Regions from separate parts of the Homo sapiens genome. Here region 2 is linked to region 1. Evidence: read pairs that join two places in POLR2A ChIA-PET (ENCODE). Cell type or tissue: A673. All regions are shown on one strand. Each heading gives the region's core, and the rest is flanking DNA. Links, peaks and the distances in the headings are about the cores only. Region 1 overlaps NPAS3 (neuronal PAS domain protein 3). Region 2 overlaps NPAS3 (neuronal PAS domain protein 3).

Evidence for each region. Peaks named below come from ENCODE experiments on the same cell type or tissue, not always from the same donor. Only the 100,000 strongest peaks of a DNase experiment are listed, where the experiment ranks them.
Region 2: POLR2A ChIA-PET joins it to region 1 with 13 read pairs; 2 of 35 experiments call an interaction of 5 or more read pairs at or near these places.

Annotation. Positions count from the first base shown.
Region 1 is chr14:33,772,330-33,788,289 of GRCh38, reverse strand. It overlaps NPAS3 (neuronal PAS domain protein 3), which reads right to left. Exons shown (of 12, transcript NM_001164749.2): 8 at 13,760-13,953; 9 at 9,718-9,824. Among named protein-coding and RNA genes, the nearest start is that of SNORA89, 71 kb to the right of the region's middle. In A673, for the core only: no CTCF peak of the experiment used is centred there; a DNase peak (open chromatin) is centred at 5,219.
Region 2 is chr14:33,262,209-33,278,168 of GRCh38, reverse strand. The region is part of intron 3 of NPAS3 (neuronal PAS domain protein 3); the gene reads right to left. Among named protein-coding and RNA genes, the nearest start is that of NPAS3, 330 kb to the right of the region's middle. In A673, for the core only: no CTCF peak of the experiment used is centred there; no DNase peak of the experiment used is centred there.

The sequences.
Region 1 (15,960 bases), core at 1,643-9,642:
CCTGGAGGTACCTTCGTCAGTGGCCGCGGAGAACGGAGAGCAGGTGCCTTCTGCTACAGACTCAAAAATTATTTTTGAATTCACTAGAGTGTGTATCTGTGTGTGTAAGTGAGGGGGGTGTGCTAGAATCACACTTTCTACTTAATACCACAGTTGGGTGCTTAGCTGTAGCCACCGGTTCCCTTTCTACATTCACAAAACTGGCAGATGAAACATGAAAAAGAATACTGACTCTTTAATCTCTGCTTCTCCACCTAAGGCCCAAGGCAGGCTGACAGGGAACTTCATTCTGGAAACAGGACTTTCTTTCTTCCTTTTTCTTTCTTTCCTTTTTTTTCTTTTTAATTCTGGATTACTTTTTCTTTGGCTTTTGAAAACTGGGCTATAGGGGAATGAACCTGACATAGACTTAAAACAAGAACAAGTTTCCTTATCTAAAAAGTTACAGTCCTTGAGGCTTACAGGAAGGTCATTTTCAAAACCCACAGGAGAAACACAATTATAGCCAGAAACTGCATTAAGTGCTTTATTTACTCGCAAAAGAGACAGTTTTTCATTTAGAACTGCTCATAGGATCAACCGAGGCTTTGATGCTGTGCAGACTTTTCTATAGATTTTGCAATTAGTGAGCTAGATGTCTTAAATAGCAGGCATCCAGAAATTGGTTTTTAGGTTTTTTTTTTTTTTTTTGTAAATCTATATGCTGAGCAATATTTGGTAGAATTGAAGGATATTTGATACTTACTGTGAGTTATGAGCTTAAGGACAGAAGACCTGTAGATGTTTTGTGAATGAGTATGCATCATCGATGGATTTTCCCCCCTAATACGCTAATGACAGGCCCTGCTTGAATTGCTATCTGTGTGATTTACAACCTCAGGGGAGGTTTTTTCCTATACACTGCCAATTGATAGATTTTTATTGACTGTTAATATTGAATCATGCAGAAAACTTTTCATTGATTTAGAATGCGTCAATTTGTTAAGCTTAAAAAATAAATTCCCCTTTTCTTCATGATAATGTACTGAATTGGAGAACAAGGCTTTTAAACACTGTTAGTGTTCTAGGACAAGGAGAATCAAAATAATTGTTGGCATGAGGGACATCTGAGATCACAGTATTTTACGAGCTGTTTTCAGTCTGACCAGGGAGTTTCAGTCCCACTCATTCATTCCCTTCTCAACCCAAAATAGTTAAGGATAGAGTATTTTTTTTAGGACCTATACCTTCTCTTTTGGGGGGGGAATTTGTTATATAAATGAGAAGCGGTGAACTCCTCAACATGGAATTAAAAAAATTAAGGCTAGGAACTGAGGACAATGGTGGATTTATTCATTCAATCCATTTTTTTTGAGTGCCTACTCTGTGCTAGTCACTGGGGGATATCAGAGTGTGCAAAATGTGTCACAGGCCTGTCCTACGTTAGTCTCCATCAGTCTTGATAATTGCATTCCCCTAGTCAGGGATTGTTTTAGGTTTGGAATATGATGAGACACTGGGCAATGAAACTCAAGTGGAAGTCTCTACTGTGAGAGGTTGTTGAAAAAGTTTATTCACTCTGGAAAGAGGGATTTACCTCTACTTGCCTTTGAATGAGAAAGAGATGCTTATCAGTCATTTTCACTAATAAGTTTACAACAGTGACAACTGTATGGCAGGTGGTATGTAGGTCTATGAAAGCGCAAAGGGCGTCTGACTTGGGCTGGGTGCATTCTTCACCTCCCTTTAACAATTAAGTGTTATCAAGTACTGAAGCAGTTAATCTGATTAGGGCATAGGCAGAAGTGAAAACAGACAAAAGGGATGATGTGGACCTTATACTCAGATTTATTTTGTCTCTGGTGGACCCTGTGCTTCTGGAGGCAATCATTTTGTTAACTCCACTAAACAAACATCTTTAAAAAGAAATACATGAGTAGTGAGGCACAGGTATGTAAAAACTAGTGTTTCAGAAAGTCAGAAACATTTCCAGGATCCCAGACAAATTCCATTTGTTCATCTGTTATGTAGATTTTTAGAAATCCAAGTACTTTATTGTGAAAACATAGATTCTTCCATGTAGCAGTCATTGTTGGTCGTCTGCTCAACAGCTATTCTGCCACTTCCTTCTGGATAACAAAAGTCTGATTTTGGGTTTTATGTTTGATGGCCTCCTCCTAAATCCCAGGAGAATAAACCTCGATTGTTTAAGCCAGATACAGTAATTCTACCCGCTTGCCAGTGAGTGGCTTAGGCTTGGTCACTCGACACACGGGACTATGAGACACAAGAGGCTTCTCCCTGCTGTGGGGTGGTGGGGAAGTGCTTCTGGAAATGTTTTCTGTGAGCTCCAAAATGAACACAAAACATCGACTGACCCCTTCCGCACTTTGGACATTGCCCTATGAGGAACTGATGATGGGGATGCTATCTTGATCTTTTGATCAAGTCTTTTGATCATGAAGAGAAAGTTAAGTCATTTTTACTGGGATTTTCTGTTACTTGTAACCAGGTGCATTCTAGTCGATATGCCCCACCAAAAGTTCTAGGAAGCCAGAGAAGATGTGGGAGTTCATGAAGAGATTTGAATGACCTGATCTTTAGTTAACCCTGCATGTATGGGAAAACTGTTGCATGTTAGACACATACATGAATTAAATCCTATGCCACTCATTTAAGTTAAAAAAAGTTTGATGTTTTTTGAGATATGTGAGGTATCATTGAATGTTTTCAGGAAACAATTTAAAAAATAGTTTGTATAAGATTGAGAACACGATGCCATTATAAGAAGTAATGGAATTGATTTTATTTAGGTTAACTGATTTAGGTGAAAATGGATGACTCAGAAGTATTGATTTTTTTTTTTTTTTTTTTTTGAGATGGAGTCTCACTCTGTCACCCAGGCTGGAGTGCAGTGGCATGATCTTGGCTCACTGCAAGCTCCACCTCCCGGGTTCACACCATTCTCCTGTCTCAGCCTCCTGAGTAGCTGGGATTACAGGCACCTGCCACCATGCCCAGCTAATTTTTGTATTTTTTAGTAGAGATGGGGTTTCACTGTGTTGGCCAGGCTGGTCTCGAACTCCTGACCTTGTGATCCACCCGCCTTGGCCTCCCAAAGTGCTGGGATTACAAGCATGAGCCACCATGCCCGGCCAGAAGTATTGATTTTGTTTTCTTCTTCTGATCGTGCCTTATAAGAGCAATGGGTTATTTTTTGTTGAATACAAGGTTTTAAAAAAACTATAAAAGCAGCTACTAGGCTGGGCGCAGTGGCTCATGCCTGTAATCCCAGCCCGTTGGGAGGCCCAGGTAGGTGGATCACCTGAGGTTGGGAGCTCGAGACCAGCCTGACCAACATGGAGAAACTCCGTCCCTACTAAAAATACAAAATTAGCCGGGCGTGGTGGCGCATGCCTGTAATCCCAGCTACTCGGGAGGCTGAGGCAGGAGAATTGCTTGAACTCGGGAGGCGGAGGTTGTGGTGAGCCGAGATCGTGCCATTGTACTCCAGCCTGGGCAACAAGAGTGAAACTCTGTCTCAAAAAAAAAAAAAAAAAAAAAATAAATAAATAAATAAATAAATAAAAATAACAATAAAAAATAAAAGCAGCTACTAATTGAAATAATAATGAGAAGCTTGCGAATCCATGTGAGAATTTTATTAGAATTTGTCAGTCAAATCAAAGTTCTGGCTTGCTCTCTGGGGAGACAGAAAAGATCATGTGTTTGTGTTCTATGTCTCTCCTATGCTCTTCTAAGCCTGCAATGCCTTAGACCACTCCTCCATCTCTCTTGCCATCCTCTTTCAAAGTCCAGGGAAAATCTGCCTCCCCTGGGGCTTTTTCTCCATCCTCCCCTTAGTTGCTTTCACCTCTGGGGTTTCTGTGTTTTGTCTGCACATCTTAACAGACCTCATTTCATACTAGCTATTCAGAATTGGCTGTTTCATGCTGCCTTCTCTATTAGTATGTAAGCTCCTCGAAGGTGGACACCATACCTTAGTTGCTTTTGAAACCTCACAGCAATGACACAGGCTTTGCATTAGTAAGTGCTCACAAATGTTAGATAAACTTGAATAGGAAAAAAACGACTGCTCATATTCACTCATACAGTCAAGTACACAGGAAAGTATTCGCCCAAGGGAAAAAAACGGTAAGATCTTTTGCTTACTAGGTTGGATATTAGTACTATGTATACTCTGTTAAATTTTTCCTGTTGATATTTAAAACTTTATATCTTTGTAAAGAAGTCAGCTTCTTAATCCTATTCTTGTTTCATTGGAATACTGATCGAGTACCCTGAGAGTTATTTCACTACTCACCTTTTGCTACTGTTCTCAGAATTCATCCAATTTGAGAGGAAAAGAAAACCCTTCAGATACTCAGTTTGTATTTACTGTTTACGTCGTGTAAAATAGTGCCGTCTAAAGACTAGTATGGTCTGTACTTTTCAAGCTTTCACATGAATACGAGTCAGCTGGGGATCTTGCTAACTGCAGATTCTGATTGGGGAAGGCCTTAAAATGTGCGTCTCTGAGTTCCCAGGGGGTGCTGACACCACTGCCCCACTGATGCACAGTGTAGTAAGCGCAGCAGGGATGCGCCGCTGGAGCTCAACCCTCTTGCTGGTCTCTGACTCCGTGCTTGCCTGCCCATGGACTTGAAAAGCCAAAACAAGCACTGTCTCCCTGCCGGTACCCGCCCCCCCACACCACCCCCCCAAAAAACTAAGACAAAATAATACAAATTCATCCCTGCATAAAAACCTGCCTTTATCTTGCCTCCTTGTGACGGTTTTTTCGGTTAATGGCCAGGCACACGATGAAGGCTGACTTGGCTTCTGAAGAAAGTCAGACATGGTAGCTATTACATGCATTTCCTTTCATGGGAATTTTCATATTCATATGGCAGAAGGGGAACACTTACTTGCTCTGGGAAGAGTCCAGCCAATGACCAGGTTGCAGCTAAATCCCTGAAGACCCACCCCTGAAGAAAGGCTGAGATCAGAAAACAGAAAAAAGTCCCCCGTGCTATCTGCATTTGGCCCACCCATCAAACTTTCCACCTTTTCTCTTTCCTTCACTTGCAGCTTCCGTTTCTGTGTGCAGTGGCTGCATACCCAAACCAACAATTAAATTCCCCCTTTGTTTGTGTGGCAGATGACAAATGCATGGAGGACATCTTGTGTTGCCTAGGCAGGCAGGGCACTTACTTTGATTGATGCTCGGTTGTGGAAAAAAATGAGCTGGGAAGGAATTACAATGGAGGGCCTGCAGACTGGAAGGGGATATACTAATTAGTCCCGCATTAAGCAGTCTGCTTGCATTTGGCGATGAGACGCCTTCAGGAGGGAAGTGTAGGGGTTATTGATGCAAAACAGCATGGAATGCATTATATCAGGTAGCTGTATATTAGTTTTGTTAGAAAGTATAGAAGTTTGTAATTAAGAAATAAACACTTAAGCTACTGTTTTTTTCTTTTTTTTAAAAAAAAACAACCCCCAAGTATGTTGGATAGGCCATGCTTTTTAACTGCATGTGATCTCAAAGGCAATCTGAAGTCCTTCTGTCTTTCTGAAATAACTCTTCCAGAGTTTTCTGAGACTGGGTCAGGTGCTAGGAAGGAAAAAACTGCCACCACACCTACAGTCTCTGGCTCCTTTTCTCTGAAATCCCACAGCTCCAGAGCCTTGAGCCTCCCTGGTGGAGCAGAACATCATAAAGAGAAAGGAAGTTTTCCCCTAGGCCACTCTTTAAGGTTTTAGAAAGTTGTTGCTGATTGGACCCACAAAGAACCCTAGGGATATCTCGAGACAAATTCAGCTCCTTCTCTAGACAAAGGGCTGGATTAAATGGGAATAAAGAGCAGTGCAAAGCATGCATCTCTGTTTGGTTTAGCACTCCATTTTTGGGGGGCTACAGGCAGAAGTAGAGTGGTAGATGGTTGCACTGAAACGTCTCATAATTGAAGAGCCACACAGACACCATAAGTAACTGGAGTGTGTAACTGTGGGAAGCTGTGAGTGATCATCTCCCAAGCCAGTACCTCCTGAGCAATGGAGAACTGGAGGGAGGAAGAGGTGAAGATGCCCCAATAATTACTAATGTGAATGGTTTAAAATTCTAACCTTTAAATGTTGATTTGACCTGAATAATTGGTGAAATTGGTTTTAAATGAAAGAAATCACAGACGTCTTTGGTCACAGTGTGAAAGAAGGGGCCCTAGAACTCCCTAGGCTTTAGAGTTCCAGTGTAGTTTCACTAACATACCATGTTGGCGTCAATAATGTGATTCTTACTGATTCTTTCTGTTGAAATCCAGTGAACTATCAGTCATCTCATGTTAACTTAGTGGAAGAGTAGATGCTCTAAAGTTCTTGGTTCAATTTATCAGAGTTGTAATCCTGGCACAGCTGATATTCCTCTTTACTTTTCTTATTCTAGAGACAAGTTCATTTATGGATTTACAGATGCCTAGGCAAGGAAAAAAGATATAAGTGATAAAGATAGTATTTTTAGTTATCAAAGACTATTAAGTCTTTTAAAAAAACGCTTTATCAAACTGGGGCATAAGACAGATATTAAAAAATCAGAAATATTACCAGATGACTACAACCTATCTTTCAGGACAGAACCAGGAATTGTGCCAATAGCTCTAGGAAGAAAAACTAAATAGTTAATGTGGTTTATTTTTTAACCATCCCTTTGTTTTAGAATTCTATCTTATTCTTGACCTGATTCTATGTCGCCATGACCTTCTCCTGCCAAGAAGGCACAGTTGAGGCATCCTTCAGTAATAGCCTAGGGCTTTGGAAAAGCAAGATGCTGTGCTGGCTTTTTGCCTTTTCTTCCAGTGTTTACACAACCAAGACTTATTACATGGTCTGTCATTTTGTTACTGGGCTGGCTTTGGTTTGAGAATTAGGTAAACATCAGACATTCCATCACACAATTTTAGACTCAATCTTACTTTATAATGATGTTAATGTTTATTGTACAAAGCGAGATGCATTTGTATATTTTAGCATTTTATTTCAGTCACAGAATGCAAAACCTGACACTGGAATCAGTTTGATTTTTTTGTGTGTGTGATTGAAGATATTAAGCACTACAAGAACGCTGAAATTTCAATCTGATTAGGATCAAACTTCTTCAGGATCAAAACACTCTTTTTCCTCCCCCTACAGTTTTACTAATTGTGTGCTACTTGACATTGTGGAGTTATTCCACAGCATGATAGCTAAATATGTGAAGTGTATTTTACTATGCAGAATTATCAGCTCATTCTATTTGTTTTTCATGTGTTTAAGGTTATTAAAAGAACTCAAAATTAGAAGTCATGTGTATGAGTTAAAAGAATGAACCCAATCATTGTTAGTAGGCTGAATCATAAAGCAATAGCCGGTATGTCAATATCAAGTAATGAAAAAAATCAGAATTTGAAAGCATACCTTCTCTGTTTATTAGTTGGCAAGATACCAGAAAAATTAGGAGAATAGCACAATAGTGAATGGTGGAGTGGTTTATTTTCAGCACTCTCAAATTATTCTGGGTACGGAAAATGAGATAAAAGTAAATCGGAAAGAAAGGCATCAAACATATTTGTTGGAGACCTTTGCTTAATGGGGAGAAATGAACTGCCCTCGCTCACTGTTCCTGAGGAATTGTGTTTCTTCAAGCTGTAAATCAAATCCCAGAGAGATAGCATGATGCATGATGTTTTCCAAATAATAACTGAGGAAGACAAAGTTCTTTTTTTTTTGTCAGCCTCAGGTTTCTGAATTTAGACCTTAATTAAGATTCCAAAATGAGAAGGCATCTCCCTCTGCACACATGGTCTATGACAGTGTCCTCAAAACAATATATTCATTTGTGAAGTCTGGATCTCTAGCCTGTATTATTCCAAAAATATATCCATGGCTTCTTCCAAAGATCCTGATTTTTTTCTCCATTTTCTCTAAACTCTGAGCAACAAAGAACCTGATGTTTCTTTTCAGGAAACCACATCATTTTTTTCCCCAATTAATTGAAGAGCCATCTGCTTCTACGATACACAACACCCATTCATTCTCAGCAACAAGTGTGTTCCCTAAATCCCTGGTGTGCAATATCAAGACACACACACTCCGTGTTGGGAGTAGAATCTGCTGTCTTGCAGGCAGGCTCTTTCCAGAGACGTGGTATATACAGATTCTGACACTGAACTTGGTTCCATGTCAGTGTTGCTAACGCAGGGTTAAAAACACAGTACAGGATGTTCATACTTTGAGGTGCTGGCTAGCTCAACATCTCCATGTTTCTGAGTTCGAAATGAAGAAATAATTGCAAAGGGCAGGAAAGATAAGAAATAGCTCTCTTTGACCAAGATAAGAAAGGGGAGAGGAGGTAAATACAAAGGCCACTTGGCTGGCTTTTTCTGTATAAATGCTTCAACTTTAGGCTGTACCATCTCATTTGTGGCACCTTGCATGTACAGCCGTGTGTTGTTTAATGATGGGGATACATTCTAAGAAATGCATCACTAGGGTATTTCATCATTGTGTGGATACCACAGAGTGCACTTACATAAACCTAGATGGTGTAGCCTACTACACACTTGGGCTATATGGTATAGGCTAATGCTCCTAGACCAAAAGCTGTACAGCATGTTACTCTACTGAATACTGGTAGGCAACTGTAACACAGTGGTAAGTATTTGTATATCTAAACACAGAAAAGGTACAGTAAAAATGCAGTATTACAATCTCATGGGACCACCATCATATATGTGGTAGGTAGTTGACCAAAACATGGCTAAGTGGCATGTGACTGTATTTAAATTCAGAGGTCTGAACTGGGGTTAGAAGCTTCCAGGGACATGGATAGGGGGTAGGGGAGACTCATCTTCAGGAAGAATCTCCTGAATGGTCATATAAAGGACCTCTGGTCAGAAGAGGGCCACCAGATCAGTGCTCTAGTCAGACCCCTTCCATGGACAGTGCGAACAGCCAGGGCGGTTGGATGCGGGGTCCTGCATGGTTCTGCTGGTGTGTTGCTGGAGCCAGCCACACCACTGATGCTCCTGCTTTGCTCACATGCACAGAAGGTCTTTTGGAGTTCAGCCTGTGGCTCAGGGGCTGGGAGCCATATTCAAAGAGCTGAGATAAGTTTCTGTTCCCCAGGAGTTGGGGGATGGAGATACCTACTCTTCTGAATAACTCTCTTTCCAGAAACAGCGAAAGCACTGTCTTCGAGAGCTGCTGTGTCCACACAACATTTTCTCTAAAGAACGTGCTCTGCCCCATCTCCCTGGCTTCCCCTCACCCCAGTTTTGTGGCTGGTCAAATAGGCATTTTTATAAGGCTCTGGCTTATTTGAACTTGTCTTCTCCCATGTGTACTTTGAAACTGAGACCACAAATTTCAGAGTGGAAGTTGTTCTCCAGAAAATGAAAGGGTCAAGGTAGCACTTAAGACAAAGGTTTCCCCACCACTTTATAGGAGAGACAGCAAAAGACACCACAGAATTCTGGGTGAGTGCCTAAAGATCCAGCAATTTCTCTAGGCCTGAGGTCCAACTTTCAATCTAATTCTAACACGCGTTGAAATGATTTATGTCTCACTTTTTCTCACTGCACACTGACAGTCATCTGAAATGTACACAGGAAAGATGAAGGGAAAAATCAGCACTGAAACCAAACAAGCCTCAGAGATTGCTGACACCAGCCGGGGTTATTCCCCCACACAGGAGGTACTTACAGTCCAAGTGACTGTGCCTGATGCCCTCCACGTCTTCAGCATGGATGAAGTGGTAGCATCTCTTCCCTACGATATCTACAGGGGTCAGATCCATATAATCACTAATCCTACAAAGAGAAGAACACAGGCTGGAATTCAGAAAGGAGGAAATATAAAGAAACTGTCAAATAACTTAGAAACAGTTCTACTGACACATTTCATTATACTACTGTACCCGTGAGGAGGTGGCACTGTGAGGGAAACCCTTTATACATAAGATTATTTCTTTAACACGTAACAGTCTTTTTTCAAAAGTAGGAAATGCGTTAGATCAAGCGATTGTGTTTCAACAATTAGATAGGTTTTTCTCTTTCTTTGGCATTAAGAATGCACATTTAGACAACATAATTTCATGAAATTATTGAGAATCAGTAACAATGCAAGATCCTCATTACAGGCCAAGATAATTCAAGGTTACATAATAAAATAAAAACATGTTATGTTTATACCAAATGATTAGAGACACCTTTCATTTAAACAGATTGGTCTTCTATTGGGTATTTCCATGAAAAAGGGCTTCAGCAGCTTCTTGGCACAAAGTCCAAATTGGCATTTCAAGGGATATAATTTAAATGCTGAGACATACAGATGCCTGGGGGTATTATCTTTTTTAGTCTTAGTCATTTGGGAGCTCGGCTTTCACTCCTGGCCCTTTTAACTGGTACTTTGTGGTGGATTCCACACAAAAACTTTTAAACCATTTCAGCAGCTCTTCCAGGCTTGTGCTCGACAGTACGTGTGTGTAAAAGCCTCTGTCACTGACTGTCCAGACGTCGATGTCCTCAGGCAGAGCATGGAAAAATAGAGCCCAAATTGGAAACCGTGTTGGGGGAATCCGCCTGGTTTACACAAACATGTCAAAATGCTTGTTACCCTCTGTATTACCAAGTGCAGATTCCTTTTGGTCAGTCCAAAGTGGAATATATTTTTTGTTTAATTTATTCTCTTTACTCTTCATGTGTTTTTTTTTTTTATGACTTACGGCATATGGTCTATTGAAATATGAAGTAAATCTTTAGAAATGACACATTTAAGAAACACATGTGATCATTGTTGGAGAGTTTTCTGGCCCCCAAGGCAGGGAAATAAGAAAGAAAAACAAACAAAAAAAGAAACATAATTAAAATATATTACCCATCGAGTGAATTTCTCAGTGTCTAGCAATTCAAATAATATTTTTGGCCAAACTAGGATTTTAGGTAAGATAAGATTAACTGGGGAAATAAAAAGGAGGGTTTTCTAAGGATTTCATGGGTTTCAGGTATGACACAGATTAGTCGGTGTTTTCTTAAAACCATTAGCTATCTTCCAAGCACAGTTAAACCCCCTTTCTGCAAATGAGGGAACAAGGATGTCATTAAAAGACCCTCCCTCACTGGTGTTTCTGAAATTTGCCAGCTCCTCTGAAAGCATTAGATGTCGGCTTTGCCTGAGGCCGTCCTTGGGAATGCAGAGAAGAATGGTCTGCAGAGTCAAGGAGCAAGGCTTAGTTTCTAGTTAACAATTCCCTAATTAAATAATAAACCCCAGGAAAAAGCCACTCCATTCTTTAGGGAAGGCATTTCTTTAGTTTATTCTTTTCTTGAATTAAATCCTTAAAAAACGATCCAAGCCCTTCTCTGTACCAGAGCCTGTTACTGTGGTGAATGCGACTAGCCCGGCATTTGAGGGTCTCTTAACACATATCTCAAAAGCACCAGACCAGTTGGATGACCTACACCAGGATCAGAATCCTGATGGCACCTTTTACTCTGAGACTCAGTTTCTTCTTCTGTAAAATAATCCAAAAGGTTGGTGAGGGGATGAATGAATGGAATGAAATTAACACAGCATAGTGCCTGGCACACAATATGCTTTTCCTCAGATCAAATATGCAATTACCTTTCATACAGGTATTTTTCATAATTACTATCATCTGTAGATGGGAAATAATGCTGTATTGTATTGGCTAATAAAGGGGACTGTGAAAAGCTTTTTTTTTTTTTTTTTTTTTTTTTTTTTTTTTTTTTTTTAAGAGGAAGAAAAACGCCAAAAGCAGGTCACAGAAAATGATCTCAATTACTAGAGTGGCACCATGAGGCACTCGGGTCCATGGAGCTTGTCAAAAGAATTAATGAGTTGATCACAGGAATGAAAATTAAGTGATGTTTTGGGATAGGACAATCATTGGAAGTTTGGTAAATAAGACGAGGCCCTGTTCTTTGGAGGGAGAGGTGGCTGGTAGCTAAATCAAGGGAGCTGATGTGTGTTTTCAAAAAAGCAAAGCCACAGTCCATCCTCTGATTTGATGTCTGTCTTCCCTGGTTGGATCTCCTTCTCCAGCATTCTACATTTTTAATTAGAGAAGAAATAGCTTTGTGGGCTGTAACTTGGTTCTTTCATGGGTACATATGTATGAAAAGTCCCCCTCAGAGGTTATTCTTTCTGGTCATTTGCCATTCAGTCTGACTTCTGAAGAAAAAGAAGAGACTCCAGGAGACTCCACAGGATGTAGCTAACTACATGGGCTTTTGAATCTCTTGGCTGAGGATGAGACAGTCAACGTTTCTCTCTTAGCTGAAATTGCCCAAAGGCAATGGAGACAGCAGCAGCACCTGCCTCACAGGACTGTCCTAAAGCTTAAGTGAAATTGTGCAGGTGATGAGCTTTGCACACGCCCCATGTGTAGTAAGTGATCAGTAAACGCCAGCCATCTTTATTAGGAACTGCCAACTCCAGCGAATCATTCTGGCTAACGCATGTTTCCTGGTGTTCTGTGGCCCTTCCAGAATATCTCAGACATACCCACGATGTCACGATCATAAACATTTTAATAAATGCCAACAAAATTTGAAATGCAGATTCAGAGTTTCTTATCAAATAACAGCAACAGGTTCATGAGATCTTCCACCCTATTGAACACTCATAGCTCAGGTGGGTTATCTTTTCCCAGGGTGAATTATTTCCTTTGAATCAGGTCCTGTTCAGAAATGATAGGCAGTTTCCAACTCGATCTCAACATCTTCAGCGCTTCCCAGTGGACTGAATGCAGGGGCTATCTTCTTGGTTAGTCTCTGGAGAGGTCAGTTCCCCAAGTCACTTGACCATTCGGATCTTCAGTTTCTCCTCTGAAGGCACTTGCAGGGCTCAGTGAATAAGCCTGACAACAGCGCTGCAAAAGCATCCTCCCCAAATTGACGCAGTATTTCTCCCTGTGGCACCCGGGGAAGGATAGTATCGCCAGAGCTTCCTTCCCACACCTGGTATGTGGGCGGCTCCTCTCCACGGCCCTCCCTGCACCCCATGGTTTCCTCTTCCAATCAGTCTGATAAGGGGCTGCTGACTTCTAGGTGAAAGGTCTGAAGGGGCAATGTCCCATTTCCTTGTCCCTTGCTTTGTGCTTAATGGAAAAAGTGAACTTTTTAACCAGAGGCTAAAAAGTCCTTTTATAAAAGCTTAGTCTTGAGGAAGAACTGCCAACTCATTTGTATGATGAGTCATCTTTTTTTAATTTATAAAAGTGAAATCCTCAGGATGACAAAGTTTTATTTAATAGCTTTGTAAATTTCTTTTTCATCCTTTTTCCTCTGTGGACCTCAGATTCTCATTTGTTCTTTCCATGCTTAGCGTCTGTGTGAACACTGACCACCATGAGGCCAGGCCCTCGAATTAGGCAGAAGTGGGTCCCGATGAGGCATCAGGCAATACATTTTACTGCATCATTTTGCCAATGGCATCTAAGCCCTGCTCTCTCCTTGGGTTCTCAGCCAAAATGGACCTTCTTTATAGCATATGGATGTCTGGGTATCCCGATTCATTTAATTGTTGTCCCTAACGTAAATCAGGGCAGCAATGTAAATTTTAAATAAAAAGCATGTTTGGTGTCAGTCCAAGTGGCCATTAAAAACAAGATCAGGATTTAGAATGAACCTCACTGGGAGAGTACCATCCTTCAGACGGCTGAAACACAACCCTCACCAATGTGCAACGTGCAACAGGGCAAATGAAAACAAAAACAAAGTACCTATTTTCACAGTAAATGATATTGAGGTCCATATTTACTCGAGTGACGAACATATGGCAGTCAATTCTGACTTCATTGATCGTAGGGGGAGGCAAGGCATGCGCAACAACCACGAGACCCATGATTTGGCTGGGGACGGTCCTCCCGTGGGACAGCGACACTCTCAGGCGTAGCCGGCCTGTTATGTGAATCACCTGTAAAACAACATTAAGTACAGGACACCAGTCAAATTTACATCCCAGATATAACAGCATTTCTTATGAGAAATGCAAAATTACATCTGGAACAACCAACATTAGCTTGTATCTTCTGTAATCATAATGGCTGTCGGCATGCCCTCAGTGTCCTTGTGGCAAGAGACAAAAAAGAAATAGTATTATTACATTCCAGGCGTTCCTCAAGGCAGCATTCTTATGGTGCTGTTGCTATTTTTTTAAGGACTTTTTTTTCACATTAAGGGAAAACTCATAACCAAATAAAATGACCAATAAGTTGAGCACTGAGCTGCAAAAGGAAACATGTGCATTATTAGCCCTTATTAATGGACGACATCTGTCTCTCTCCAGGTCTGTACTTGAGTGGGATTACATGGCCATCTCCTTTCAGATGTGTGGTTTCTGAGCCCTCCTTCGTTCAGGGGTTGATATTGTAAAAGGCCAAAGGCTCCAATGAATAAAACACTCAGTGGCAATGACATGAATGGGTTCTTTCAAGGATAGATATTTCCTGTTATGCAGCACTGAGTTCCCAGTGGTACAGTGATTTATTGCAGTGCCCTATGGGGTTGATGGTCAGAGGACTTTGGCCCATGATTTGTCCCTGGAGCTCATACTAAAGTAGGGTCAGGAAGACTTGAACCATCTTAGTGGCAGCTCAGAGGTATTTGCCTGGAAATAGGAAGGAAAATATTGGGCTGTAATTTTCAGTTTCTTGGCCAAAATAGTCCAGGCCACCCGGAACCAAGCAAACTTTGCATATAAACTGCACATAGAAGAGCCATAGCGACAACTTCCTCAAATGATGCTCTGGGGAAACAAAATCATAAAAGGGTAAAAAATAGGCAGGATTTGTGCCACTATGCCTTAGGTTGCAGAAGGAAGGGCTGGGTGGGGGTGTGCGTGCACACATGTGCATATCAACTCTAGCTGTGTTCCCACGACTCTGCTATAGTGTGGGGAATCCTCCAAAGCCAAGTCATAGAGGTAACTGCCATGATTCACAGTACCATGGAGCTCAGTTTAGTGGCTGAGTGTCCATATGTGCTTTGCCGCTCCAAATGCATCACTGAGTGCCACGCTATCTTTTGAGATTCTGCTTTTCCTCCTTTGCTATAAGGAACTGGAGTGGGAAGTAGGTCTCGTGCCTCCCAGGAACAATATGATCTCGCGTCTGCTCTCCTTCCCAGGGGCTCCACTGGCAATTCCTTTTCCATTTTATTTTTGTTTCTTTTAAGTTACTTGGTTTTCCAATAGTGGGCCCACACTACTGTCAGTCAGGAAGCAGGATCAAAGCTTACAGGGCTGCCCTTCAGAGTTCTAGCTGCTTCAGCTAATACCTTTTCCCTGTCACCCTTCACGTCGGCGCCCACAGCTGTGGATCTGGAAGCACCAATAAGGAGGATTATTTAGGTTATTTCAGCAGCAGCTTTTCGACCACCCACATTTGAAGTTGACTAAATTCATACTTAATGCACCTTTGCTTTAAGCTTTGGTCAGATGAGCTACTTTATGAATATTTGAAGATGTTCCTAGAGGCAAGGATGCTAAAACACCATCACAGACACACGTTTGTGCAAGACCTCATTAACTAATAGAGAAATAGCTAAAAGAAATGGGATTAACTTCACAGGAGGGGTGTTAACAGTCGCTGGTCCTCCTCCCAGCTAGGCTTACATAGATGCTCATTTATCATTATCTGTCTTGTTTTATCAGGAACACTCAGCTTTTTGGAAAAACACAGATCTATAAATGCTCAGGAAAACACACATCCAGAAATGATATGCTAAATAAATCCCCACTTGGTATTCTATTCCAAAGCAATTTAAAGGCGTCTGGGTTGGAAAACATTTGGGGAAGGCAGACAGGCTACCGGGAGGGAGCTGTCAGCATGTCAGATTGACCTGGCCTCTGATCTCCAGCTTTGCCTGTGGCCATCATGGTACTGAAGGGGGCCAAAGTTGGGTCCAGTAGGAGTCTATTGAA
Region 2 (15,960 bases), core at 2,727-10,726, 510 kb after region 1:
TGTTTCCTAAGGACTTCACAATAGCTCAGGCAAAAAGCTTTGGAAACAGCCTTGTCTTTCTTGTCTCTCAAATCCACATCCAATTAACAGATTATGCTGAGTTTAGCCTTCAAAATATAACCTGAATTTCATTCCTTCTCGCCCCCTTCACCATACCTTAGTGTACGCCACCCTTCTCTCTCACCCGAACCTCTGCAACCCGAACCTCTGCAACGGTCCTCTGAACTAGTCTCTCTGCTTCCACTTTAACCTTTCCTAGTATACTGTCTACACAACAACTAGTGTAATCTTTTTATCACTCAGATCAGGTCTATACCCATCCTGAACCCTCCCAACATCCTCCCTTCCCTCTTAGAAAATCCAAAGCCTCTGTCTGGTCCTGGCTACTACTCCAAACTCACCCCTTTCTCATTCTGCTCCAGCAATTCCAACCTCCTTGCCTTTCCCAGATTCCATCAAGCCTACTCCCATGAGGGCTCTGCATGTTGCCCCCTCAGTGGCCTCTTCTCAGGGATCTGTATCACTTGCTCCATCACTTCATTGAGGTTCCTGCTTAAATGTTGCCTCTCAGAGAAGCTAAACATTTGGCATCCCATCAAAAATGTCATCCCCTATTGTACTCTATTCCTTTTACCTAGCCCCTTATATTTTTATAGCACTTTCCCTAATATCACATATGTATTTGTTGACTTTCTTCTCTGGCAGAAGGTAAGTTCCATGAAAGCAGAGTTTTGTTTGGTTCATTTGCCTGTTCCAAGTACCCAGCATACAGCAGGCACTAAATAAGTACTTGATAATTCTGAAAAATAAATAATTGAAACTCAGATACAGTGAACTGCATATGGTAGCCAGTTAATCAGTGCCAGAGCTGGGACTAGAAAGACTTCTTGCTTGTCAACACCCATGTATCCTCCATTTGACCACACTGCCTCCACACTTGAGCATATCTGCTGGGAATCAAGCAACTCTATAAAATAGAAATAAGGGTCTTTCTTTTGTTAATGGCTGGTATTTTTGTGTTTCTGGATTTTCTTTGTAAGAGAAAAATACTTGGAACACTATCTAAAATATCATCCCCTATTACTCTCTGTCACCCTATACTGCTTGATTTTTCTTTGCAGCATTTATCATGGCATTACATGTGCATTTGTCTATTTCTCTCTGCTAGAATGTAAGCTCTGGTGGAGGTATGGCTTTGTTATGTTTACATAGTAGGCACATAGTAGGCACTCTATGAGTGTTTGGTGAGTGAATCAACAAATCAAGAAATTTTACAATCTACCAATCATTCCCTCAGAAAGCAGAATTCTACCTTAGAAGAAACAAAATTTTCTATGAGAAGAATATATGTTTACAGACATTCTGCTGTCATAGTATCATTTATCTTAAAGCATGAGAAAATAATCATAATTTCTATTTATAATAATTTATAAATTACCTTCTATATGCCAAGTATGATATGTTCATTATCTTTGATCCTCACAATAATCCTGTGAAATAATTGCCATTATTACACTCATTTTACAAAGGAAGGAACTAAATGAAGCTCAGGGAAAAAAAAAGAAGTAACTTATTTAGGATCTCAGAGTTAGGAAGTGGTAAACTTGGGATTTATCCCAGAATCAACACTTCTGTGGCTTTGAAATTCATGAGTTTTTTAAAAAAATTACTTCATTAAAACTGGGACACCATTATTAAAAATAAATATTATTGTTCATAATAGGGAGATGGGAGGACTAGAACAAATGGTTGATTTTGCATTTCCTTCTGGTATGGCAGAAGGTTACCAATTTCAGATAAGATCTACAAGAGATACTACACAAACCTTGCAGATGGCCACAGTGAACAAAGAGTAATTTCTTCCTTCTTATTACTGTGTTAACTGCATTCATTCCCATCCTCACTACTCCCGTGTTCTCCTTGTAAGTACGTTTAACACTTTTTGCAAGTCACAGAAATAGTATATCCATAGCTCTTTATCAACTTTCTCAGGTCAAATTAACCCTACTTTCGATGTAGAAATGACTAACATAACCGAAGATCTAATGGTGATGTGGTCATGCACACAGTGTGTAGGTGCTACCAACTGTTGCAGACACAGTTCATCTCAGAACAGAAAGCATGAAACTGTAAGTATCAATATAGAGTACCCCAGTAGGGTCAAACCAATGTAGGTACCCTTGGTGTTTTCATATGAAACTAAGTACTGGGAATATGTGAATAACTTTATTGTGTGCTCTCACACCAAAAAGTTATAGAGCATATATTTATCATATCTAAGGACTCACATATAGTTGTGTGGCTTTGATTTCTTAAAAATTAGATTTGTGAAATTATGTTTTGAAAAGAGTTGGCCTTTGCTGAAACAGATCAAATAGTCAGATTATACTAATTTATTATGACTATCCACTTTAAATTCTGTCATCAAAGCCAAACTGAAAAAGCAAAAAAGAAAAGAAGGAAAACAACCAGGAATATTGTCAATTGAGTCAGAATACTGTGAGTAGACAGGTCCTTTAAACATGAATTCCATCCTGGATGAATCTATTATGGATGTGACTTCACAAGGAAGCAAAATTACTTAATTCATTATCAACCTACCCTGATTTAGATCTATGCATGTGAAAATCTCTGTCACTAATTTTAATTGCACTATTCCCTCTCTACAGGGTACTGTTAAATTGGTTTGGTGAAATAGTAGTGAATCACATCAAAGTGGTGGGCTACATTTTATAATATATCTAAATAACTATCCCATTTTCCCAGCATGTTGCCATGCATTTTAAGTATTAATATTATGACTCCAGTTTAGAAGAATGTAGCCTTTTTCTTTAAAATAAATTTTCTTGCTCTTTTAGCACTGTTAAAATTGGGCTGGATTTTAAGTGGCTAACGAGTAATAAAAGAGCAGTATCTGCTGCAGGGAACCACAAAAAACATGCTGGTGGGCACATAAAATATGTTCATGCAAGTCACTTGCAGATACATCATTCTGATACAGTAATGGTTTTTCCAAACTAAGTGGGCTCCCTTTTGTAGCTATACTTTATTATCTGGATTCTTATTTTCTCTCTTACCCTTGGATCTTTAAAGAGAAGCATGTTTTCTCACATGCACATTTGTAAATTCAGAGAAGCAAGAAAGGGTCAAGAGAAAAGCAGCAAACTCATGATTCAGATTTGAGAACTTGCATAGGCACTGCCACTATCGTGCATCTATGACTTAAATTCTGTGCATTGTTTTAGCTTCTCCAACTAATGAAATGATAAAAGATCCTTGAACTTTTCTTATATAAAAATGTAGCCCTTTAAAAAAGTTGCTAGAGTCCTGGCATCTATTTCCTTACGGGGAGGCACTGTGGTCCAAGGAAGAAGCTTAGGTGTGAAAAGCAGGAGGCCTAAATTCCAGAGCCTGCCTAAACTCTAAACTCATTTCCTGGCCAGCTGGGAGAACCTTCCCTCAGAGTATGGGTGTTTAGCTATATCATTTATGCAACTGAGATGACTCTGAGTTTTATAAAGCTTGTGCTTGGATCAGCTTAGGTAATGCTTTAAGTCAAGACTAAAAGGAGGCTAGTTATGAAGTGAGAAGAATAATGCATATGAGAAGGGGATGGGTCTGAACTGAGGCAGGGTCTATGGAAACAGCGGGTAGCGGCCAATTGTAAAGATAATTAGGACTTGGAAGCCAGCTAGATATGGGAGGCCAGAGAAAAGGGGAGGGAAATTAGGATGGCAGGCAGTTAATTGATGGTAGTATTAATAGGAAAGGAGATACAGGCTAGGAAAAGAGCATGTTCACGGACATGTTTACCTTGAGATGTCTGGTGTTAAATTCAATTTAGCCTAATGCTGCCTCCTTACATATTCTAAGTCCAGCCTAAATGTTTCTCCGTACATAGTGAACTGTAACTGTGTAAACAGACTGTAACCTACTCTTGTACCAATCACTGTGTTTTGGCCAAAGGCAGCCAACTGTTCAAACCATATTCAAATAAGGCAAACACTGAGCTGTAACCAATCCTGCTGTTTCTGTACCACACTTGCGTTTCCTGTGTGTCACTTTCTTTTTTTCTGTCCATAAATCCTCTCTGGCCATGCCACAGTGTAGTGTCTCTCCAAACAGCATCTTCTGGTTTGGGGAAAGGGGGCTGTCCGATTTGCAAATCATTCTGTTAAATTTAATTTGTCTGACATTTTAACATCATAAAACTACAGGGAAAGAGTTAGGAAATTGGGGTCTAGAATTTAGATGAGAAATCAGTATAGTCAACCAGATTTGGGAGTCACTATTTCATTGAAAGTTTTTTTGTTGGACATTCATTCAGCAACCACTGAGTGACTGCTTACCACATGCCATGCACTTATTCCGGTCCTGGAGATACAACAAAACAAGTACCCCTGCCTTCAGGTAGTTACAATCTAGGGAATACAGAATTGTTTATCCAGAGATTAAAGCCAAATCTATCATTTTTAATGAGTTTATTCTACATACAAGCCCTATAGCACTATAGCAGTGGGATATTCATGACCTTTGTCTAAACTATTTGGTTTGACTACAGATTTAGTTTCTGAATCAGAGTCATAATCTTAAGTATCTCTTAGAAGGGCCAGATGAGAAATGAATGTTTACTTTAAAAAAATCACATAATTCTCTAGGTTGTTCAAGATGGAATAAATATTATAGCTTCCAATTTATAGATAAGAAAATGGGGCCTCTGAAATTTTCTCCAAGTCATAGAGCCTATAAAGAGCAGAGTCAGGATTCAAACCTAGATTTTATTCCACTTCTACAGCTTTTAACTCCTACCCTGTGTGGACTGAGAACAGAAGAGACCTACAGAGAAAGGTTGAGAGAGGCCCCTGTTTAAGGGAGGCCAGCAGAGGATGAACTCAGAACCAACAAAAGGAAGAAAGTGCCAAGAGATTTAAAAGAGAGGAGATTTGCACCAGAAACCAGTGGGAGACAGTGAGTCTGGGGAAGAGCGGGGGAGTCAGGGGACAGCCCACACAGTCAAAGGCTCCCAGAGGAGTCAAGCCACACACTGTGCAGACCAGCCACTGGAGTTAGAGATCAGGAAGTCAATGGCACAAACACATGGACCGTCAGGGACCAGGACTGCAGAAAGATCCACAGGTGGCAACAGCAATTGAAAGAATATACCAAGTAATTTAATTGGCGAGAAAGTGGGAAGTAAATTGGAAATGCTGGGCCAAAGTAAGGGGAGGAATTAGTCAAGACAACAGTTTAGCTGACATAATTCTGCTTTGTAAAATTGTAAAGAGATTTCGATTCTTTTTTAAGCAAAACTGTCAGTATCACTACCCTTTGGTAGAGTTTTGTTTCTCCCAAAGTAACTGCTTTGGAGGAAGACTATTCACTTCTTGCAACGTGTTGTCTACCAGAATTCCAGTGATATTTTGATGAAACAAAGTAAATGCTTATAAAATTAGGCCAGGAATGGTGGCTCACATCTGTAATCCCAGCACTTTGGGAGGCTGAGGCAGGAGGATCACTTGAGATCAGGAGTTCAAGACCAGCCTAGCCAACATGGTGAAACCCCATCTCTATTAAAAACACAGAAGCTAGCTGGGCATGGTGGTGCACACCTGTAGTCCCAGCCACTCGGGAGGCTGAGGGAAGAGAATTGCTTGAATCTGGGAGGCAGAGGTTGCAGTGAGCCGAGATCATGCTACTACACTCCAGCCTAAGTGACAGAGTGAGGCTCCATCTCAAAACAAAAAAAATTAAATGAAGCAAACATTCATTTCTCATCTGGCCCTTCTAAGAGATACTTAAGATTATGACTCTAATTCAGAAACTAAATCTGTAGCCAAACTAAGTAGTTTAGACAAAGGTCATGAATATCCCACTGCTATAATTATGAGTACTGTGATCAAGAAGGTGGTGTTCTTTGTGGAAGAAATGTACAGCGACTGAGTCTTTAAGAAAAGACTGCTGAATATTATATTAAAATCATGTGTACAATTCAAGCCATGATTTGCCTAAGATGCTGAGCAAAACAGGATTGAGAAACATGATTTCTGGCAGGAGAAAAAAGATTACAAGTGCTACGCAAGGAGGCTGGCCCCAAGCCTGGAATTTGATGAGCACTTGAAGGCATCACCTTGATCTTCATCAGCTTATTCATTGTTGTTGAAAATTTACAGTCACTTAATTTATCTATGTTTTGGAAAAAAGAAAAAACAGAACAATATCATAGTAATAACAATCAGCTTGATCTTTTTTTTTCTACTTTCTCTTTGAAAAAGTCATTAAGGATCATTCAAGAGCCCATCCTTTATTTCAGATTACATTAATAAGGAATATAACTAACTTAATTTTATAAATAGCTTGTCAAACAATATTGTCCCCCCAAATGGATATATTACAGTACATGCCAGAACAGAGGAAGGTGAGATAGAAAAGTGCTAATTTAATTATGCTAATACTGCTCTAGTAAGTGTGGAACCAGATGGTAGAGCAAGCAAACCAGGGAGGAATTTTTTAAAATCAGGTATTTTTTAATAAATATTTGTGCTCCAAATCTCTACATTATTAGCATTGGTGGAATTATTATCCTTTTTTAAGCATGTTATCTACAAGGCTGTTGGGAAGCTTCTCCTGGGGCTCCGAAAACAATACCCAAATGAAAGCCTCAGAAGCAAAGGACTCTTTCTGACCTCCTGCTCTCTTGTCTCTGGCCTCTCCTTCTCCCCAACAGCTAGCCACAGGAATCAGAATCCTTCTTCCCCAAGGTGAGTCATGGAAACCAGAACCCCCTTTCCCTGAAGCCAGCCATGAGACCTAAATACTACTCTCTTTCCCTTTGCCTTTCTGTGTGAAAACTGGCCATAAAGAAATTCTCTGACCTATCCCGTTTGACTGTAGGACTTAAGACCCTCATTCCAAAGAGAGTTCTGCCTTATACCCAGGAGGAAGAAATGCTGCACAGAGAGGCCAAGAAGAATCGGAACAGAGAGGCCTTGCTGGGTTTCCCCATTCAATCTATGAGCCTTAGATCAGACCCTTTTTATCCAGTCGTATTTCTATATGACTGTCCATACTTCTTTGTTGAACCTAAGCACACAAACAGACGGTTTCTCTGTATTTTGGGGTCTTCATTCTAAAGGTTCCCATAGTCATCTAAAATTATGATCAAATAAATTTCTATGCTTTTTATCCTATTAATCTTCCTTTTGTCACTTGATTTTCAAGGAACATTCAGAGGGTGAAGGGGAGGCATTCCTTTCAGCCCTATACTTAGAGGGTATTTGGTATTTCCAGTGATCCCTGTCTTCTGCCTGCCATCCATCCAGAAAGGTGTTCACTTCTCAAACTGGCTGACCTGAGATATCTGCAGACAGGACATCGTCCATTCTAGGATGGCCTGTCAAATAACTCATGGTTGTGATATGTGCTTAACAGGCTAAAGCCACAAAGTTATTTTAAAAAACAAAAAAGAAAACCAAAGCTGTTCTTTAATTACGATCTTCCAGAGGGAAAACATGTAATCTAGCCACCTTATCAATGGTCCTCATTCCTCTTCTGGTGAATTCTAAAAACCTATGTAATTAAGCTTTTTAAATACTAGAGCAGAATTTTGAAGTAGGAAGTCCCTTCCATCTCTCCCTTTTCCACTTAATGCTCTCTTCTTCCCTCTCTCCCTCCTTCTCCCTCTCTCTTACACACACACACCTTTATAACTCAAATGCCTTATTCATACTACACTGTTAATAACTATAAATATCATCACCACCAGGTGGAATTTATCTTTCCTCTTCTATTCTCTCAGAGTATTTTGTGGAAGTCCTTTGTGGTACACGGTGTTGGGGTGCCTTTCTACTACCCCTTCCTTTTATAGGGTCAATCACTCATTCCCCAGCTGCTGAAAGTGTGGCTGCCAATTGTTTACAGCTGTATCCTTCTCTCAAGCATTACTCTCAGTCTCTGGGAGCCAAGTCTTCTGGAAATGTCTGGGAGGCTATACTAGGAAGGAGAGGGTGGTAGGGGAATAAGTCAATGACTGACTTATCTGGGGTACAAAAGGCCAACCGCTTTCCTTAATTCCATGGAGAGTTTCTGCTCCAGAGCTCCCCATGGGATCAGACTGAGGCTGTCCTTCCCCTGCCCTGTCCTGTGTCCCTCGGTCTCTCACAGGTTTCACTTGAGAGCACTCCCTCACTACTGCACCCGCCCAAGAATCCCATCTTAGGCTCTGCTTCCAGAGAATCAGACCCCAAGACACCTCTGTTAAAGTATAGGTAGTTGTCACTTTGTAATTTGCATAGTTCTGTAAATCACTGGTTGAATGAGTATTTCAGTTTATTCTTGCCCTCCCTCCCCATACCCCCCTCCCTGCTTCCCTATTAGGACATTTGGGATTTTAACAGGTATTAATGCCTTAAGATAAAGTCATGAAAATACGAATAAAGCTTTTTGGCATTGGCAGCCATTGTTTTGTATATCAGAGGCCATCTGAAGTCATGCTCGTGAGCTGGAACCTCTTTGTCTTAATTCATTCCTAACACCCTGACTTGTATTCTCATTTTCTCATTGTTTCCCTAACTAATTATTTGAGCCAAGAACCTAAAACTACTAAATAGTATATAGGTCAATAATTATTAACCCCTCAAAGTCAAGTCACCTTATTTGCACATTTCCTTATCTAAATGCCTATGTTTAGTTCCTGCTCAAAGGAGCATGTGATTAACAGAGTGATTCATAGTGGTTCAAGACCTATTCTGACCTGAGTTCAAATCCCAGCTCTGCCACTTACTAAATTTGGGTGTTGGGAAAGATAAGTACATAGATCCATCTTTATCTTCTCCATGCCTCTGCTTTCTCATCTATAAAATGAGGAAGACAACAAGGTACCAACTTAGGAGGGTGTTGTGTGGATTAAACTTTAATATGGTAAAGGATTTTCACTAAAGCCTGACAGAGGGTATTTAACAGATTTTAGCTATTTTTATTTTGAAATTTCTATTTTAATTTATTTGAAATTTTATTTTGAAACACACTTTATGATACAATATTTTAGATAAAATAAGTCACTGTTTCCTAGGCGACTATGTATCAAAGTCCTACTAAGCATTTCTAAGCCTTGCCTGGAAATCGGGGAAACAAATGGAAGGGTGGATGCACTAGATCGCAGCTTTACCGGCCATACTTCAAGAAAGCATTAGTCTGCCATGACCTTTCACTTCAAGGGAATCAGTAATGACAGCTGGCACAGAAGATGTGAATTAGAGAGGCAAAAAAGCCCTTTCCAGGACTGCCTTCCTCCTCTGTCTCTCTCAGAGAAGCAAGGAGGGTAAACGCACAGAGAAAATATTACAATAGGGAATATCAACATCGTCCTTCAGCTTAAACACATACAAATGAGCTTTCAATTTTCCAGTATCCATGACCTAGACTGGCATGGAAAAAACAGAAACATCTTCTCCAAGTTCCTAAGCTCCTTAAGAACTTAGGTAGAGGCTACGTCAAGTATATTTGGGCATCTTTCTCACAGTGTTCAGTAAGTGATAGGCATATCATAGCTGACTGATAAGTTCCTCATGGAGTGACATGAAGCAAATCTGCAAACCAGTAGAGGAGTGGTTACATTTGAATGCAAAAAAAAGAGATACAATAAAGGAGAAATAAAGAAATCCATAGCAAATAAACATCAAAGACAAGGCCAATTGTATGGCAATGAAGACAACAGGAACCATGAGAAACCACAGAATAAAGGGTCCTGCCACCTCAAAGACTTGATAATTTTACATAATTATGTCTTACTATATTAGTTTTATTTACAAAATCTTCTATGGAGAGATAGCATCTCGTAAATTTATACAGGAAGGAGTCAAAAAGTCTAAGCTGGGGAAGAGATCAAGCAGGTCTGTATTCATTAAGAGAGAAAGCAGCCAGTAACAAGAGCAGGCTCCAAGACTTCAGATCAAAAAGGCAGCAGAAATGCTGTCCTGGGACTGGGCATCCTTGTCCAATGGACAAGAGAAGGGGCTTTAATGACAAGGTCACTGGGAGGTTAAATCACCTGGGGCCAAGTTCACATAAGACCTACACCTCTTTGGGAAAGTCCCCTATCACAGGCCATTCTGAAACTTAGCAGCTGAAAAAAAAATCAAGAAGAATATAGTAATTATGTTTTTAATTTTTATGTCATCCTTAGGCATACAGTAGGAGATAAAATGAAACTTGTTGTATGGACAAGTAGATGCCAAATTCTTCACAAGTCTGAGAGGAACTAGAGTGAGTACGACTGGCTCTTCACTATGTAGGAGCAGAGTGGCCAAGACTCACTTCATCCCAATATGTGCCGATAGCACTCCTCTGCATGCCCAATGCTGGGCTCCACGTTTTGCTGGATTCAAACAATTACACATGCAGATCCCCACCTCAGGAAATCTGTAATACAGTTTAAGGTGGTTACAATCTAGTCAGTGATTTAAATATAAAAAGATAATATTTTAAATTGTTTCAAACTTAAATTCTTTTGAAAATTTTTATTTAGTGAGACAAGCTCCAGAAAAATGTGTCAATAAATTCTATTCTACCTTCATGAAGAAGAATATTGGCTTATATTATAAAGGCATATAGGGGAAAAAAGCTTAATTTCATGGTTGAGATTTCATAAGCATTTGGAGTGCCTACAAAGTCTTTCAATTCATGCAAACACAGCTCCTCCCTGTTCTTAATTCTCTATTCTACATTTTGATGAGATGACAGAAAGGACACTAGATGTCTACAGTCCTCTCATAAGTCAAGATCCTTAAATGCTGGTGCTGCTACCTCAGCAGCATTAAATTTCAAAAATCTTCTATCTGTATATATTCACTTAATATATTCTCATTTGTACATTTATGTAGTAAAATTCACACCATAAAATATATAGAAAGTACAATGAGCTGGAAGCAATATCTTCTAGTATTCTTAATACCCCAAGAATAGCCTGACCTTGATATGCCCAGCTTCCCCAAAGTCTTAAAATTATACAATGTGAATTGTGGCATTTAATTTATTTTATTCTATATGCTTTAAAATGCAACCATTGATTTTTAAAAGCCTTTGGGCAATATACAATAGCAGATTTCATAAACTACAGGGTAAAAATGACAAAGCCATAATAACAAATGTCAAGCTGGCAATTACCCATCCCAAACAATTCTTTGCCTTGCTAAGTCAGATATTCCAAATGTGTCTCTTTTGGATAGAAAATGAGAGAGAATTTTTTAAGGCAGCAACTTTCCTAACAGTCCTCTGCATTCAGACCTTTGATATTTATCTCTAAAGCTGATCAATAAGAGCTGTTGACAATACCCAGGATAGGAATACAAATATCTGTAGTGGCTAGAGTACTAGCCATACAAGATTCCATTAACAGTGCTCTATAAAAATATTTGAGATTTCCTTGGGGAGTCTTTAACAAGCTCATCAGATGGAGAGATAAAGGGTCAAGACCTATATTGGCCATGCATTAGCTGAATGACCTTGATCCAATCACTCTCCATGAGCCTCAGTTTTCTTATCTCATCTGTAAAATGAGGTGATTGAACCAAGTGTACATAAGGAATATAGTAAAGTATCAGATACAGTAGGCAATAATTAAATTGTATTTAGTTTTTAAATACTGCTTTTACTTCATCTATGTAAGTTCCTGAAGCAGTAAAATGGCAACCATATCTAAAATGGCATAATCATCTTTGGCTTAGAGGTAAGGATTCTCATTGATGGGTTATGGTGTGAGACTTGGAACCTAGATATGAGCTCTCTCTTCAATCTGAATTATTCTATTTTAGTCTCCTACAAGAAGGATAATTTTGGCTTAGCAGTTGATATTTTTCTCAGGTATTCAAAGCTGTTGAAATGGTCCTAGGTGGGAGGTCCACAAATTAAAACACATCCTTTCACTGCTATCATATATAAAAAGGAAGGAAATTGTGCATTTAAACTCATCCTTTACATTGTTTTAGCCAGTTAGGCCTCTTTAATTTCAGATTAAGTTAAAAGTGAGCTTCAAGAATGGGAAATGCAATGACTTCCCCAAAGGACATCACACTTTTATAACAATTCTGCAATGTTAGCTTCTGAAGCACAAAATTTATCTTAGAGTATAGTCTAAATAAATGTGTGTGTATATGTATTTATATATTTTTATTTATATTACATATTTAAGTATATAAATAAGTGCATATACATATGTAAGTATACAATATATACCTATCTCTACTTCTTATATAAATATATATTATCTAAAATGTAATTTTCTTTAAAGTGCCACTAATAAAGGAAATCATGGACAGTGATTTCCAAGGTAATCTAATGATAGACTATCAGAAAGCCAACGTAGATTCCTTTTTTAAGGGGTTGATTTAAATATTTCAAGTAAAAAAGTAACAAAGAAAGTAGCAGAATATAGTAGTCACAAGCTTGGGCCCCAGATCTACATTGCTGACTTATGCATGCTGGCTCTACAATTTACCTTGGGTGAATTACTAATCTCTCCACCTCACTTTTCTCAAGTATAGAAAAATAGTACTTCCCCGCTAGTACTGGTGTGAGAATTCAGTAAGTGAACACATGTACAGCCCATAAGACAGAGCCTAATTTATCAAATGTTAGCTTTTACTTTATTTGCTGTTATAAAATGAAAAAAAAATGTAATGCATTGCTCTTACCAAATATCACAGAAAAGGTTAAGTTCAAAGCCATTAGCATATAATAGAGATTGTGAAATCCATAGGGAGAAAAAATATATTGTAAAAGATGAAGAAAATATGACTCCTTAGAAAATTTTACAGAGCAGTTAATACTATTACTAAACTGAAAAGTAATGTCAAAGCCCATGTTTTAAGTCTACTTGATAGTTCTTTGAAGTGATGCCAGAGAGCAGAGTTCAGTGACAGAGTTTCAGAAGTCCGAAGTGTTAGGATAATTCTGGTACCCAGTTAGGGATTGTCCTTATTGCTACCTTTCCCCTACTAGCCAAGGGGCTAGGCTTGGATGAGTATCTCCTCATCACAGCAGCTGCCTTGAATTAACACGAGGGACCTTGTTTCAAGAAAGCTACCAAAGAAGAAAAGAGTATTCTCAGTAGGTAGTAGTGATGATGGTAGCTAGAACTTAAACAGCACTCACTCACTCTGTGCCTGCCTTTCTGCTAGGCTCTTTTCCATATTACCTCAAGAAATATGACCAGTTACTGAGAGAAACTTATGGAGAGAAACTCTGGGAACTCAGGAAGAATAATGGAAGTGGGGACCAGGCTACAAAGTGCAGTTGGAGGCCTTAGGTCCCTGGTCTCTGAGGAACTCTCCAAGTGAGGAGACCAAGACTGCCCTGATGAAGTGGGAGGCAAGAGGTCAGGCTGCCACTGGGCCTGATGGCTCAGAAAAGGAGAGGAAGGAAATGAATATCTGTAGATCACCTTCTATCATTCACATTTATAGTGTGAAAGGATTTGCTAGAAGGAGAAGAAAAAAGCAACAGCTCAGCAGAGGGAGTTCAAGACAGATTTAAGCCACTTCCCCAAATATCCCTAGTACCATTCAGACACTAACTCTTCTCATTATATCTACCTCTCCTAATAAAATCTAGTTAAATCATATGAGTATAGACTATTAATAATCTAAATAACATCACAGTACATAATATTAAATGGAAGCATTTGGGTTTATTTTCTTTAAAACATCTGTCTGGATTATCATTCTCAAATCAGTTACTTTTTCTTTTTTTTATTATTATACTTTAAGTTTTAGGGCATAGGTGCACAGCATGCAGGTTTTTTACATATGTATACATGTGCTATGTTGGTGTGCTGCACCCATTAACTCATCATTTACATTAGGTATATCTCCTAATGCTATCCTTCCCCCCTCCCCCTACCCCACAACAGGCCCCAGTGTGTGATGTTCCCCTTCCTGTGTCCATGTGTTCTCACTGTTCAATTCTCACCTATGAGTGAGAACATGCGGTGTTTGGTTTTTTGTCCTTGCAATCGTTTGCTGAGAATGATGGTATCCAGCTTCATCCATGTCTCTACAAAGGATATGAACTCATCATTTTTTATGGCCGCATAGTATTCCATGGTGCATATGTGCCACATTTTCTTAATCCAGTCTATCATTGTTGGACATTTGGGCTGGTTCCAAGTCTTTGCTATTGTGAATAGTGCCGCAATAAACATATGTGTGCATGTGTCCTTATAGCAGCATGATTTATAATCCTTTGGGTATATACCCAGTAATGGGATGGCTGGGTCAAATGGTCATTTGCAATTGCTTCAAAGAGAATAAAATACCTAGGAATCCAACTTACAAGGGATGTGAAGGACCTCTTCAAGGAGAACTACAAACCACTGCTCAACAAAATAAAAGAGGATACAAACAAATGGAACAACATTCCATGCTCATGGGTAGGAAGAATCAGTATCATGAAAATGGCCATACTACCCAAGATAATTTATAGATTCAATGCCATCCCCATCAAGCTACCAATGACTTTCTTCACAGAATTGGAAAAAAACTACTTTAAAGTTCATATGGAACCAAAAAAGAGCCTGCATTGCCAAGTCAATCCTAAGCCAAAAGAACAAAGCTGGAGGCATCACGCTACCTGACTTCAAACTATACTACAAGGCTACAGTAACCAAAACAGCGTGGTACTGGTACCAAAACAGAGATATAGACCAATAGAACAGAACAGAGGCCTCAGAAATAATGCCACACATCTACAACTATCTGATCTTTGACAAACCTGAGAAAAACAAGCAATGGAGAAAGGATTCCCTATTTAATAAATGGTGCTGAGAAAACTGGTTAGCCATACGTAGAAAGCTGAAACTGGATCCCTTCCTTACACCTTATACAAAAATTAATTCAAGATGGATTAAAGACTTAAATGTTAGACCTAAAACCATAAAAACTCTAGAAGAAAACCTAGGCAATACCATTCAGGACACAGGCATGGGCAAGGACTTCATGTCTAAAACACCAAAAGCAATGGCAACAAAAGCCAAAATTGACAAATGGGATCTAATTAAAGTAAAGAGCTTCTGCACAGCAAAAGAAACTACCATCAGAGTGAACAGGCAACCTATAGAATGGGAGAAAATTTTTGAAATCTACTCATCTGACAAAGGGCAAATATCCAGAATCTACAAAGGACTCAAATTTACAAGAAAAAAACAAACAACCCCATCAACAAGTGGGCAAAGGATATGAACAGACACTCCTCAAAAGAAGACATTTATGCAGCCAAAAGACACATGAAAAAATGCTCATCATCACTGGCCATCAGAGAAATGCAAATCAAAACCACAATGAGATACCATCTCACACCAGTTAGAATGGCAATCATTAAAAAATCAGTTACTTTTTCAAATCATTTTTAAATAAACCACTCTTATTTTCATTAAGAAAATTAAAATTCTTCATTTTGGTTTTCTTGGAATATTTCTTTTATAAATTAAAAGAACTCTTGGAATATTTCCTTTATAAATTAAAAGAACCATCTTGTTGAGTTGATGAATCTACAATTTAAAAAAATTGTAATAAAATGCCATGAATAATTGTGGAAAAATGAGAACAGGCAATGTTTTACTATTATTAAATATATCCAAGGTAACAATTTTAACATTTCATCATGATTTGATTGAAAATCACTTAAATTGTGTGTCTACCTAATTTCAATGAATCAAGGTGAAAATATGACCTTGCAGGTCCTGGAATGCTGCTCAATCAATCAACTTTATCATCCTCTGCATGTAATCCATCTGGTTGTGTATAGAACTTGAAGGAAATCTAAAACAATGGAGCAAAAAGTAGAACTGTATTGCCTACACTTATTTCTTGGCTTACGATGCACAATGTGTCTTTAAAATTTAACTATGAGACAATCAACACAAAATTAGGCAAAAGTTTCTCCTGGGATTCTGAGTTTCTAATTACCAGA